Linked DNA regions of Homo sapiens: all the other regions are linked to region 2. The links are chromatin contacts, found by Hi-C in ENCODE. All regions are on one chromosome and are shown on one strand. Each heading gives the region's core, a stretch centred on a gene start or an enhancer-like site at or near the end of the contact. The rest is flanking DNA. Distances are from core to core; before and after follow the strand shown. Region 1 overlaps LPIN1 (lipin 1). Region 2 holds the start of SLC66A3 (solute carrier family 66 member 3). Region 3 holds the start of HPCAL1 (hippocalcin like 1).

Evidence for each region. Hi-C counts contacts between places; a loop is a spot of excess contacts on that map. Pooled maps may share reads with other maps.
Region 1: a map of CD4-positive, alpha-beta T cell shows a loop between it and region 2 (3-fold over the local background). The contact joins the enhancer-like site here to the promoter of SLC66A3 in region 2. A Hi-C loop is called at or near these places in 1 of 168 maps with a recorded cell type or tissue (CD4-positive, alpha-beta T cell), 1 of 37 single-sample maps with no recorded cell type and 8 of 50 pooled maps.
Region 3: a loop to region 2 is called in a map of CD8-positive, alpha-beta T cell, with 7 times the contacts of the local background. The contact joins the promoter of HPCAL1 here to the promoter of SLC66A3 in region 2. A Hi-C loop is called at or near these places in 2 of 168 maps with a recorded cell type or tissue (CD8-positive, alpha-beta T cell and naive thymus-derived CD4-positive, alpha-beta T cell), 2 of 37 single-sample maps with no recorded cell type and 11 of 50 pooled maps.

What each region holds. Positions count from the first base shown.
Region 1 is chr2:11,774,260-11,777,794 of GRCh38, reverse strand. LPIN1 (lipin 1) reads right to left here. Exons shown (of 21, transcript NM_001349206.2): 6 at 1,602-1,709. Among named protein-coding and RNA genes, the nearest start is that of MIR548S, 8.6 kb to the right of the region's middle. Within about 2 kb of position 2,119, at least 7 of the 41 ENCODE cell types and tissues checked have a DNase peak (open chromatin) inside an H3K27ac peak, as active enhancers do; they include CD4-positive, alpha-beta T cell, where a contact is called at or near this core.
Region 2 is chr2:11,153,458-11,157,058 of GRCh38, reverse strand. It overlaps SLC66A3 (solute carrier family 66 member 3), which reads right to left and starts at 1,592. Exons shown (of 7, transcript NM_152391.5): 1 at 1,370-1,592. The coding sequence starts at 1,512. It also overlaps a transcript of CIMIP5 not described here. RefSeq lists silencers at 1,176-1,415, 1,526-2,005.
Region 3 is chr2:10,301,476-10,304,801 of GRCh38, reverse strand. It overlaps HPCAL1 (hippocalcin like 1), which reads right to left and starts at 1,898. Exons shown (of 5, transcript NM_002149.4): 1 at 1,625-1,898. It overlaps LOC101929691 (a long non-coding RNA gene), which reads left to right and starts at 2,085. Exons shown (of 4, transcript XR_922791.3): 1 at 2,085-3,224. RefSeq lists silencers at 1,004-1,183, 1,502-1,699, 1,584-2,363 and an enhancer at 1,264-1,323.

The DNA of each region.
Region 1 (3,535 bases), core at 870-3,369, 620 kb before region 2:
TTGCAGCAATAAATTATCTCACTGTCACTAAATGAAATAAAGTCCTTTAGACAAAGCTTGCTCCGAACAGGGGTCGGCAAACATTTTCTGTAAAGAGCCCAGTGGCAGATATCTCGGGCTTTACGGGTTTTACGACGTCTGTCGCAACCACTCGCTGCTGTGGTGGTGTGAAAGCAGCCACAGCCAGTATGTAAACCAACTGCCTATGCCCGGGAAAGTCTGACAGAGGCAGATGGTGGACCAGATTTGACCCATGGGCCGTGCTTTACCAACCTCTGCTCTAGAAGAACGAAATGCGGAACACGGTTCTCCTGCAGCAATTCCCAACTCCAGAGTTCCTAACATTCTGGTCCCTTCATAAAAGCCACGAGCCACAAAACCCATAGAGGCACTCAGGCGTGCAACTCACGCATAAGGAGCCCAGCCCTACGAGAAAGTCTGCTGCAAGTCCCTCCCCAACAGCAAACAGGCCACCACCATAAATGCTGCCCGTTCAGGCCACAGCAACCCTTCTCCAAAGGTCTCGTGCACAAACACAGATGCGCTTTCTGCCGACCGTCACTGAGGGAATTCAGACAGACCAAAAAGGACGCAGGAATGGGGCCCACTGCCAAGTGGGATTTACCAGAAAGATGACTCCAAAGTGCTCCGTCATGAAATATTATTATTTTAAGATCAAGGGTTGTTCAAAAAAGTAAGCTTACAAGGTCAATGACTGATGTTCATAAACAAGGTATTTATTAGCCTTATCAAAGTTTTCAGTATTTTTGCCAGTCCCAATAAGGCTAGTTAGTTTTAACTATTAACAACTTTGTTTTCCTCATTTTAAACGGACTTTTCTTCTGCAAATGTAGCCTCTGAATGAAGTACATCCTGAGGTCTGGATCTTTAATCAAAAAGACAAAAGGTTTTCCACGTACAAATTAATCGTAGCTTCATTTGCTAAGGCTTACAAAGTAAACCATGTAAGTCCACAAAGTAGGTAGGTCAAAACTGAGGGAATGAAGGCAGAAATCTGAGATGACTACATCGAGTGAACACACCAACCTTTGATCCTCAGCCTGAGACCCAGCCCAGGCCATTCTCCAAGATTCTGTTCTAGAAATGCTGTGGAAAGTGTCTGACTCCATTATTCAGACAGCCCAATAAACTACTTAAATGTTTATAATAAATTAAAGTGGTATTCCAAAAATATCTTGTAAACTTATTTGTCAAACAACCCGAGACAGAAAACAGAAGATCATATTCCCAAGCTATATTTCATTATTCTCATTTTCAAAGCACTTCACAGAATTAGGTAAAATTATATGCTTAACCATAATTTCCAGAGAGTCAAATTTAGGAATTAAAAAAAAAAAAAAATCTGATCATCTACAAATGCTTATAACGAAAGGAAAAGAGTAATCTATATACATATTTTTCATAAGTAATTTGGTTAGTGAAATCGATTTGTAAAAGTTAAATCAAAATTTTCACTTCATATAATCTACAGGTATTTTCTTCATAAGTAATTTGGTTAATGGTAAAATAGACTTATAGTAAGAGTTAGATCAAATTTTTCATTATTGAATATATCCCAATGGGGAAAATAACTCCTCTACCTTTCCGAAGGATGGAACAGGGAAGACTGTGGAGGGCAAGAACTAGACAGACCTCCCTCGGCCGCAACTGCAAGATGAGGGGCAGTCCTTTTGCAATCTACCAGGCTACTGGATACCACCACGTGATACACATTAAAAGAAAGACAAAATCAGAGGTCAATTACATCAAGTGAGATTATATAAAGTATATGTAATATACTTTATATAAAGATTATATATAAGATTATATAAAGTATATATAATATACTTTAAAGACTATATATAAGATTATATAAAGTATATATAATATACTTTATATAAAGATTATATATAAGATTATATATAATTACAAAGTATATATACTTTATATAAAGATTATATATATTACGTAAAGTATTTGACTACTCTCAACAACGACATTTTTAAGAAAATAAAGAAACTCAGACATCTGATAATGGCAGAGCACCGGATATTGAAATTGCTAAGAAATCAGCATGAATTTTCTGAGACACAAAAGCAGGAAACTGCCAAATGACCTATTTCACTTTCTGTTTCACCCATGTGTAGAACTGATCATCTCTGGTCACACTTTCGTGCTTAATCAAACTACATAATCCAAAAATGTGCTCGTGTGTGCTGTCAATTGTCTCTTTACAGAAAATACCTAATTCCAAATGTGGAAATGTAGCTATTTATCCTAATTTGTCATTCCATTTGGTGATAGTCAGAGCTACATAACCTGACTCAGTCATTATGCTGCATTCATGAGGCAAAACATTACAGATGTTTTGAGCATTAAACACGCTCAGAGTTGTGTTTAAAGTGTTTCTTTTAAATCCTTAAAATTAACATACAGTGCTTGAACAGATTTTTTCATCTATTATTGGGTTCTAAATATTCTACATTATTTTCCTCCTAAACCACTATTTTTCCCTCCACTATTTTATCTCCACAGACCTAGAGAAAGAATGAGAATCTAGAAAGGTCTTATATCTGCACTGTCCAATATAATAAACCACCAGCTACAGGTGGCTCCTGAGCACTTGAAACGTGGCTTGTCCAAATTGGGATGTTCTGCGCATGTGAAATACATAATGGAGTTTATAAAGACTTGGTATGTAAACAGAAATGTGATGTATCTCATTAATAATTCTTTAAAATTGATTGCTTGTTGAAATGATATTTTGGAAATACTGTGGTCAAATGAAATATAGCTTTAAAATTAATTTCATCTTTTTTTTTTTTTTTTACTTTTTAAAAATAGGGCTACTGGAAATCTTAAAATTACATATGGAGCTAGTTATTACGTTTCTATTGAACAGGGCTAGGCTCTGACGCAGGAAGACCTCCATGCAGGGACTTTGTCACAGGCCTCAGCCTCAGCCTGCTGGACTAACCCGCGACATCAGTATTGGCTGGAAACCAGGCATGGGACATATCTATTTTCTCTCCAACCTCCATGTCAGCACACACTGGGGACTGCTGCTTGCTAATTCACAAGGTTACCCTGATCAAACTGGAACCAGGGGTGGCGTTTTGATAAGACCGGCTTCAGGTAGGAACCCAGAGTTTCTAAGGGCTGGCACCATGAACCAGAAGCGAATCTAAAGCATGAGGTATACGAATAACCCAAGGATGTCACTGGCATTTAGATCAGCGTTTCTCAGTCTCTTTTTCATTATCAACATGCCCCTGAGCATTCTGAGAAATTAATAGCCCAACTCCACCCACCATGAGATTTTAATGCTGTGGCCCCTTAGAGACCACAAACCATTATAACGTCTAAGATTTTGTCACCACCCAAGAATGAATTTTCATCCCAATGGGGGTTATATTATTTCCTGTGTTGAGAACACAGGATTTAGCTCTACCCTCTTCCCCAAGTCCTTTGAAAACTAGCCAGGGGGCTCACTATTCCCAGAGGTTTCACTGATGTAAACATCTCTGGGGTCATC
Region 2 (3,601 bases), core at 343-2,842:
AGCCTGGCTTCTTTTCCTTCATGGGTCCAGCTTCAGCTTCCCCAGCTCAGGGACCTAGCAAGGGGCCGAGGCCAAATCCCACTCCTGGCTTTCATGCCCTTGTCCCCTCTCCCACCTGAACAGTCACCACAGCCACTTCCAGCCTGTGTCCTTTGCCACAACCTCATCGCTCCAGCCTCTCTGCTCCCAGCCTGGTGGTGGCACCAACCTGAAACGCATGCTGCCCACCTCCCCTGGGTGCCTCTCAACCCTGCCATCCAGCCTGGGACCCCCCCCTCCCCACCCCGCAGGGTAGAGTCACTCACAAGCCTGGAAGAGGTCACAGTCCCTCCCACTGCAAGCCTTTCCCAAAAATTTCCCCTCAAAGCCCCCTATTGGATGACTGTGCCCAGGGCCGGGCTCCATAGGGCCGGCGCGGGGTCCAAAGCCTGAGTGGGACCCCTCACCCTCCCACACCTGAGGTCTCCTCTTTCTCCCCCGCACCCCTTGGCTTCTTCCCATCCTGTATGCCGCACCCCCCACCCCGCCCACCAGGAAGGCTTGTGTGGAGGACCAGGCTTCAGACCCCACTGGGTGATGGCGGGGGGCAAAGGGGAAGGCCTGGCCTGGCCAGGGGGAAGGGGCGAGACCACTAGGTTGAGGTATGTGTTTTCCTATTGTTGGGGCTCAAAAATGATACCCCAAAAGTTTGGCGCTCTGGCATGATGAATACTTTGAATAGGAAAGCCTTAGAAGCTGCCTCAGAATCAAGGATTTAACGACCTTTCCGTCACCCCTTCCCAACTGCAGAGACTCTCCAACTTCCTTACAGATGACTAAGGAAACTTCTTTCTACAAGAAATGCAATTGTCTTAAGACCCTCTCCCAAGGAATCTCATTAAATAACCAGGAAAGATTCCCCACCAATCACCGGGAGAAGAGAAGAGATTCATACATTCTTAGTTCAACCCCTTATTTCACAGGTGAGGAAACCGAGGCCCGAGAACGAGGTTGACGGTGCGTGGTGAGTTTAGGGACAATGAATATGACAGCCTCGAGGTGCAAATGGCCTTGCTCAGGGCCAGCAGGTTTTGTCACTAGCGCACCAAGGGCTGCCTCCGCTGGGTCTGTTTTCTCATCTGTAAAATGGGCGTGCGCAATCAATTCGTGCCACGCGGGGCTTGGTGAGAAACAATGTACGCGGGTGGCGGGTGGCCGTGGGAAGAGCACCCCGAGCCCCTAGGCTCCCTAGTTCACCCTCGGCCGCCCAGCTGCGACGCCGGCGCGCGGGGATCATCCCCGCCCTACTTCGAGCCGAGGCTCTCCTGGGCTCCCAGCCGGCAGCAGCTGCGAGGGGGCAGGAGGCAGCCCCGGCCGCCCCGGGCCTTACCCTGCCAGCTCCAGAAGTAAACTCGGAAGGCTGAGGCCCCGCGCGCTGCGCGCCGCTAGCACAGCGGAGATCTGCGGCAGCTTCAGCGCGGCGCACACGCCCAGCGTGCTCCAGTTACACAGCCCCAGCAGCGCCGCCTCCATAGCGCCACGGGCGCGGGCACCTGGGCGGCCGCAGCGAGAAGGGACCGCTCAGCCTCGGCGGCGCAGCTCTGCCGAAGCCTTCCGCCTTCCCGGGATCCGCCCGGGACCACCCGGCCAGGGCCCGCCCCTCCGCGCGCCGCCAGGCCCCGGACCCGCCTCGCTCCGCCCCTCCCCTGGACGCACCCCGCCCCCGGGCCCGCCCCGCCCCTCCCGCCCGGGCCCGCCCCGCCCCGCCCCTCCCGCCCGGGCCCGCCCCGCCCCCTGGCCAGCCTCATCTCGCCTCGCCTACGGGCCCGCCCGGGCTCGCTCAGTCCTCGGACTACCCTCATCTCGCCCCGCCCCCAGATTCGCCCCCTCCCGGTCGGCCTCACCTAGCCCAATCCCGTGGCCAACCTCGCCTCGCCCCGCCCCTCCTCGCCCCGCCCCTCCCCTCCTAGCCCCGCCCCGGGCGACAGTCCCACCCTGGCCTGCGGGCTCCACCAGCAGCTGCTTCGCATTTCCGCGTTCTTGCCACCCGATAGTTTAGCCGCCGCCGGGAGCCGCCCTGGAAGTCCGGCTTTTCCACGGGTTGGGTGGACCGAGAGGCAAATGGCCCCGGGGGATGGGCCATTCTGCCGGGATTTTTCCCTCCCTGCAAGTGTTTTAGTTTCTCTCACTAAGCATTTCAGGAGTTAAAGCCTCCTGCTTAAGGGCTGAGTGCACCCTCCCGACTTACAGGTGGGGAACCAGGCTGGAGAGACTTTCTGGGACCAGAGCCCCAGGGTCGCCTCATTTGTGCCCTTTCAGAGCACGCGGCCTGTCTCCAGCCTGGGACTGAAGGCTTCCCTCCTAGCGGCGTGGGCCCTGAGGGGCCACCGGAAGCCTTGAACTTGAGCACTTCACAGTGAAACTGTTTCTTAAGGATTTCTCCTGATAAAGTAACTTGGACGTGGCCGTCTAAGCCACAAACTGAGGGAAAGGGAAGGACGCATTTTCCAACCTCTGAAAATCGCCTGTGTATTAGGGCCTGGTTATGAAGCAGGCAAAAAAGCACCAAAATGCAATGCCAGAATCCACGATCCCTGGTTTTGTGCCATAAATCTCAGCCGGGAAGTGTGAGGGACGGGAGCTGGGTCAGCTTCGGAGTTCGGAATTCTGGCCGAGGCTCTTTCTCTCCAGCCTCACCGGCCCATCACCTCCGCCTATGGAAAAAAAAAAACAGGTGCTGAGTCCTGCCTCCCAAGTCTAAATGAGAAAAGGATGTTCAGAAGGGAACCCTTAAAGGAAACGGCTTGGACCTGCCCTGGCTAGATCGATACTGATCGTTATTGACCCCGCGAAGCGGGAAGATTGCTTGAGGCCAGGAGTTCAAGACCAGCCTGAGCAACATAGGGAAACCCCCGCCTCTACTAAAAATACAAAAATTAGCCGAGCGTGGTGGCGCGTGCCTGTGGTCCCAGCTACTCGGGAGGCTGAGACAGGAGGATGGCTTGAACCCAGGAGGCGGAGGTTGCAGTGAGTCGAGATCGCGCCACTTCACTCTAGCCTGGGAGACAGAGCCAGACCCTGTCTCAAAAATAAATAAATAATATGTATATAAATTTTTTGAAGAAGAAAATAGAGAAGAGCTTTTTTTTTTTTTTGAGACGGAGTTTCACTCTTGTCGCCCAGGCTGGAGTGCAGTGGCACGATCTCTGCTCACTGCGACCTCCACCTCCGGGGTTCAAGTGATTCTCCTGCCTCTGCCTCCCAAGTAGCTGGAATTACAGGCATGTGCCACCACTCCCGGCTAATTTTTGTATTTTTAGTACAGACGGGGTTTCGAACTCCTGACCTCAGGTGATCCACCTGCCTTGGCCTCCCAAAGTGCTGGGATTACAGGCATGAGCCACCGCGCCCAGCGTAAAGAGCTTTTTAACAAGCATCAGCAGCAATGACTATAGGAACATCTAGAACCTGTTGAGTGCCTCCTGCGTGCCAGGTGTTTTACTTTCATCATGCCATGTGATAGGTCCCTTGATGCAAGGAGGTGGTCCTGGTTGGAAGTGCCTGGTTCCTGCCACATGGCAGTGGAATCCCCCTCCCTCCTCTTCCCCTTCTGCCCCAGCCT
Region 3 (3,326 bases), core at 649-3,148, 850 kb after region 2:
AAAGGCGATTTTTTTCCCCCAGAGAAAGACACCAAGGCGATGAAGGGAAAGAATATCCTTCGCTCTGGCCGAGAGCCACCCGACCCCTAGAGCTGGCCTTGCTGCGTCCGAGCCAGCGCCGAGGCGCCAGAACTCTCCAGAGAGTGAGTCGTGGTAAGAGCTGGGTGCTCGTTCACTGCGGTTCAATTTTACGACTAGTAGGTTTCAAAAGTAAATGTTTTAAATTAAGGTGTGGGACTAGGAGGAGGTGTCCCATGTGGCACCCCCGGCATGAGGCTGGCTGCAAGGGAGCAGGGATGGCAGGGGCTGGGGCTGGGGGTTGTCTAATGCCGAGGCCAGCAGCTGGACTCGGCGTCCCTGGCAAACATCCTCCTCTGGTGGAATTGGGGTCAGCCAGGAGGAAAGGGGTGGCCTTTGGCGGCCGGGACACCCCGGGAGCCCGAGATCTGCATGTGCGGGAAGCGCCAATTTTACGCCGTGACTCTCGGACTCCACGAGCTGAGCTGCATCCTCCCGGACTAGGAACTTGTTGAACCAAAGGGTTCTCAACTCCGCAGTCGCTGCCTCCCGGCCAGGAGAGGGACCCCCACGCTTGCGCGGGAGCCTGGGGGCTGGGGCAGGGCCGGCGCCCAGCGCGGCGCTCTCGGGCACTCGCGGAGGCGGCGCCGCCCGGGAGGTGCTGCAGGAGGCAGCGCAGCTGGCAGCTAAACTTTCTCGAATCTCAGTGCTTCGCGGTTAAGTTAGGGCCAGGGAGAGGCACAAAACACGCCCGGGGAAAATGTAAGGCCCCACCCACGATAAAGGGGAAAAAAAAAGGATTTTAAACAGGAGACGCTAATCCAATTAACACAGTACCTACTGTGTGCGGGGCTTTGGACCAAGAGCTGTCTTCAGTGCGTTCTCATTTCACCTGTCACCACAGCCCCCAAGGGAGGAGCTGTCCTCATTTTAAAGAGAAGCAAACCGCGACCGGGGAAGGTGGCGCGTCTGGCCCAGGTCGCAGTGCGGGTCGCGGGGAGGCCAGGGCTCTCCTCGTCGCCCCATGGCCCTGGGAGGAACGAGCGGATCGCCTCCGCGTGGGCCCCCACCCTTGGCAGAAGCTCACAGGCGACCCACGTGGGCCGCACGGACCTGTTCCCTGAGGGCTGCCCAGCCTGCCCGCGAGGCCCGCCCTTGCCCGTCGGGTCCCAGCTGTCCTCGAGGCTCCTAAGCTACGCACTGCGCCGACCAGCAGGGACAGGGGGCTCTGGGCGTGGGGCTGGACCACCCACACCCACCCCGCCACCCCGCTCTGCGCACAGCTGCTCACACACGACACCCGCCAGGCACCGCTCCCCACCAGCAACTGCGCCCCGACACACAATTCCACAAACGCAGTCCAAAATGTGCACACCTAAGGCACACATGGATGCCCACGAGTACACGCCATTCGAAAGACACACCACCGTCCGCAGTCACCCACAACTCCACCGCGCAGAGAAACGCGGGCACTCCCGGACACACACACGCGCGCACAACACACACGCAAAGAGCCGGATCGCAGCGCTCGCCGGTGCACACGCCGGGTGCACACGCCCGGGGCACACTTCAGCAGCCAGCAGACCGCAGCCCGCCCCTTCCCTACCTGCTCCGGCGCAGGACGCGGTCCGCCGGCTTCCCGAGCCCAAGTTCGGCGCCGGCGGCGGCTGCAGCGGGCCCGGGCCGCTGCCCGGGACAAGCGCGCCGAGGCCGGGAGGAGTGACTAGCAGCGCGGGCCTCCGTGCGCCCGCAGCTGCTGCGCCGGCCCTGCGCTCATCGCCGCCCAGAAAGACAAAAGGAAGCCGGCAGCCAGGGAGGGAGCAAGGTGGAGGCGCCCGTCAGTCCGCCCGTCCGCTGCCCGCCGCCGCCGCGGCCCGCCTGCCAGCTCCGGGAAGGAAGGGACGCGAAGGCGGGACCTGGAGGCGGGACCCGGAGGCGGGGGCCGGGGCGGGGCGCGCGGCCAGAGGCGGGCGCTCAAGTTTCCTACGGCCCCGCCCCCTCCGGGCCCCGCCCCCTCCACGCCCCCTGCCGGACCCTCAGCGCCCGGCTCGGCCCTCGCAGCCCCTGCACCTCGCTGCTCCTCGGCCCTCGCGGCCCAAACCTGGCCCTGCCGGGTCCCAGCCCCCAGTGGCTTTCGGGACAGGGGCGGAGCCGGGCACCGGTTCTGTTCCCCTAACCCTTGGCCTCTGGCCTGCTGGTATAGAAGAGGCCGAGAGGCGGCGCCCGGGAGGGGCCAGCCCTGCGCCCGCGCCCCCCGCCCCCACGCCGCAGGAAGTGGCCCGGGCGGCCTAGGAAGGGGAAGAGCCGAGTTGCCCCAGCCCCGCACCCCCAGCCCCAGCCCCGCGTGCAGCTCGCACCCCTTCCCACGCCTGTTCGGGGGAGAGCCCCGGGCCTGGAGTGGGAAGCCTGGCTCCAGCTCTGGTTACCTGCAGTGACTCCCCAGGCCGTTTAGGCGAGTCCATTGGGCCGCCTCTGCCTCGGTTTCCCCACCTAACCACGGAAGGTGCTCCTCCCTTCCAGGCATCTGTGGTCTTCGAGCTCCACGCGGGAGAGGCGCCGGTCTGGCACCTCCTGCCCAGGGTCGGCGCCTCCTGGCTCTCGGGGAGGGGGGCATCCTCCATCCCCTGCACCTGCCTCGAGAGGAACCAGGGACAGAGCACCCCCACCCCCACCAGGAGCTCCGGAAAAACGGCTTCAGAAGAGCAAATATACACACACACCCACCTCCCGCCCCAAACATCCCCGAAGAAAGGTAACCACAGAAACAGCCAGAAATGTGGAGCTGGGCGATCGTATGAGGCTGAGACAAAACTGTCTTTCTAGCGTCTCTAGGGGAGAGCTTGAATCCCTCCTTCCACTCCTCCTCCACGGAAAACAGAGTGAACTCCTGCTACAGAGGCCGCCAGAGCAACATGCAAGACCAGCTTTGAGGGGAGCGGGCACAGGGCCTTGCAGGGAAGGTGGGCCGAGCCCAGACCCCTCATTCTTACTTGGCTCTGAAGGCGGAAAGGCAAAGCTAGACCTCGAGGAAGTTCCCCTCCCTGTGGGCCCTACAGTGAAGATTACATGAAGGCATGTGGGCGGTGGACCAGAGTGCACCGACTGATGAAGGCGGCCCGGTACCCGCGGGTGCCATGCCTCCTTCTTAGCCAAGGCCACTCTAGCTCCCCGTGAAGTATCCAGGTAGAAGGCTGGTGGGGTTACAGGTGAGAAGCCGTCGGTGGGGTCCAGGAGCCAGGCCTGGGGAAGCACACGTCACTTCCACCCACATCCATGGGCCAGAAGTAGTCGCACAGTCCCACCAGGAT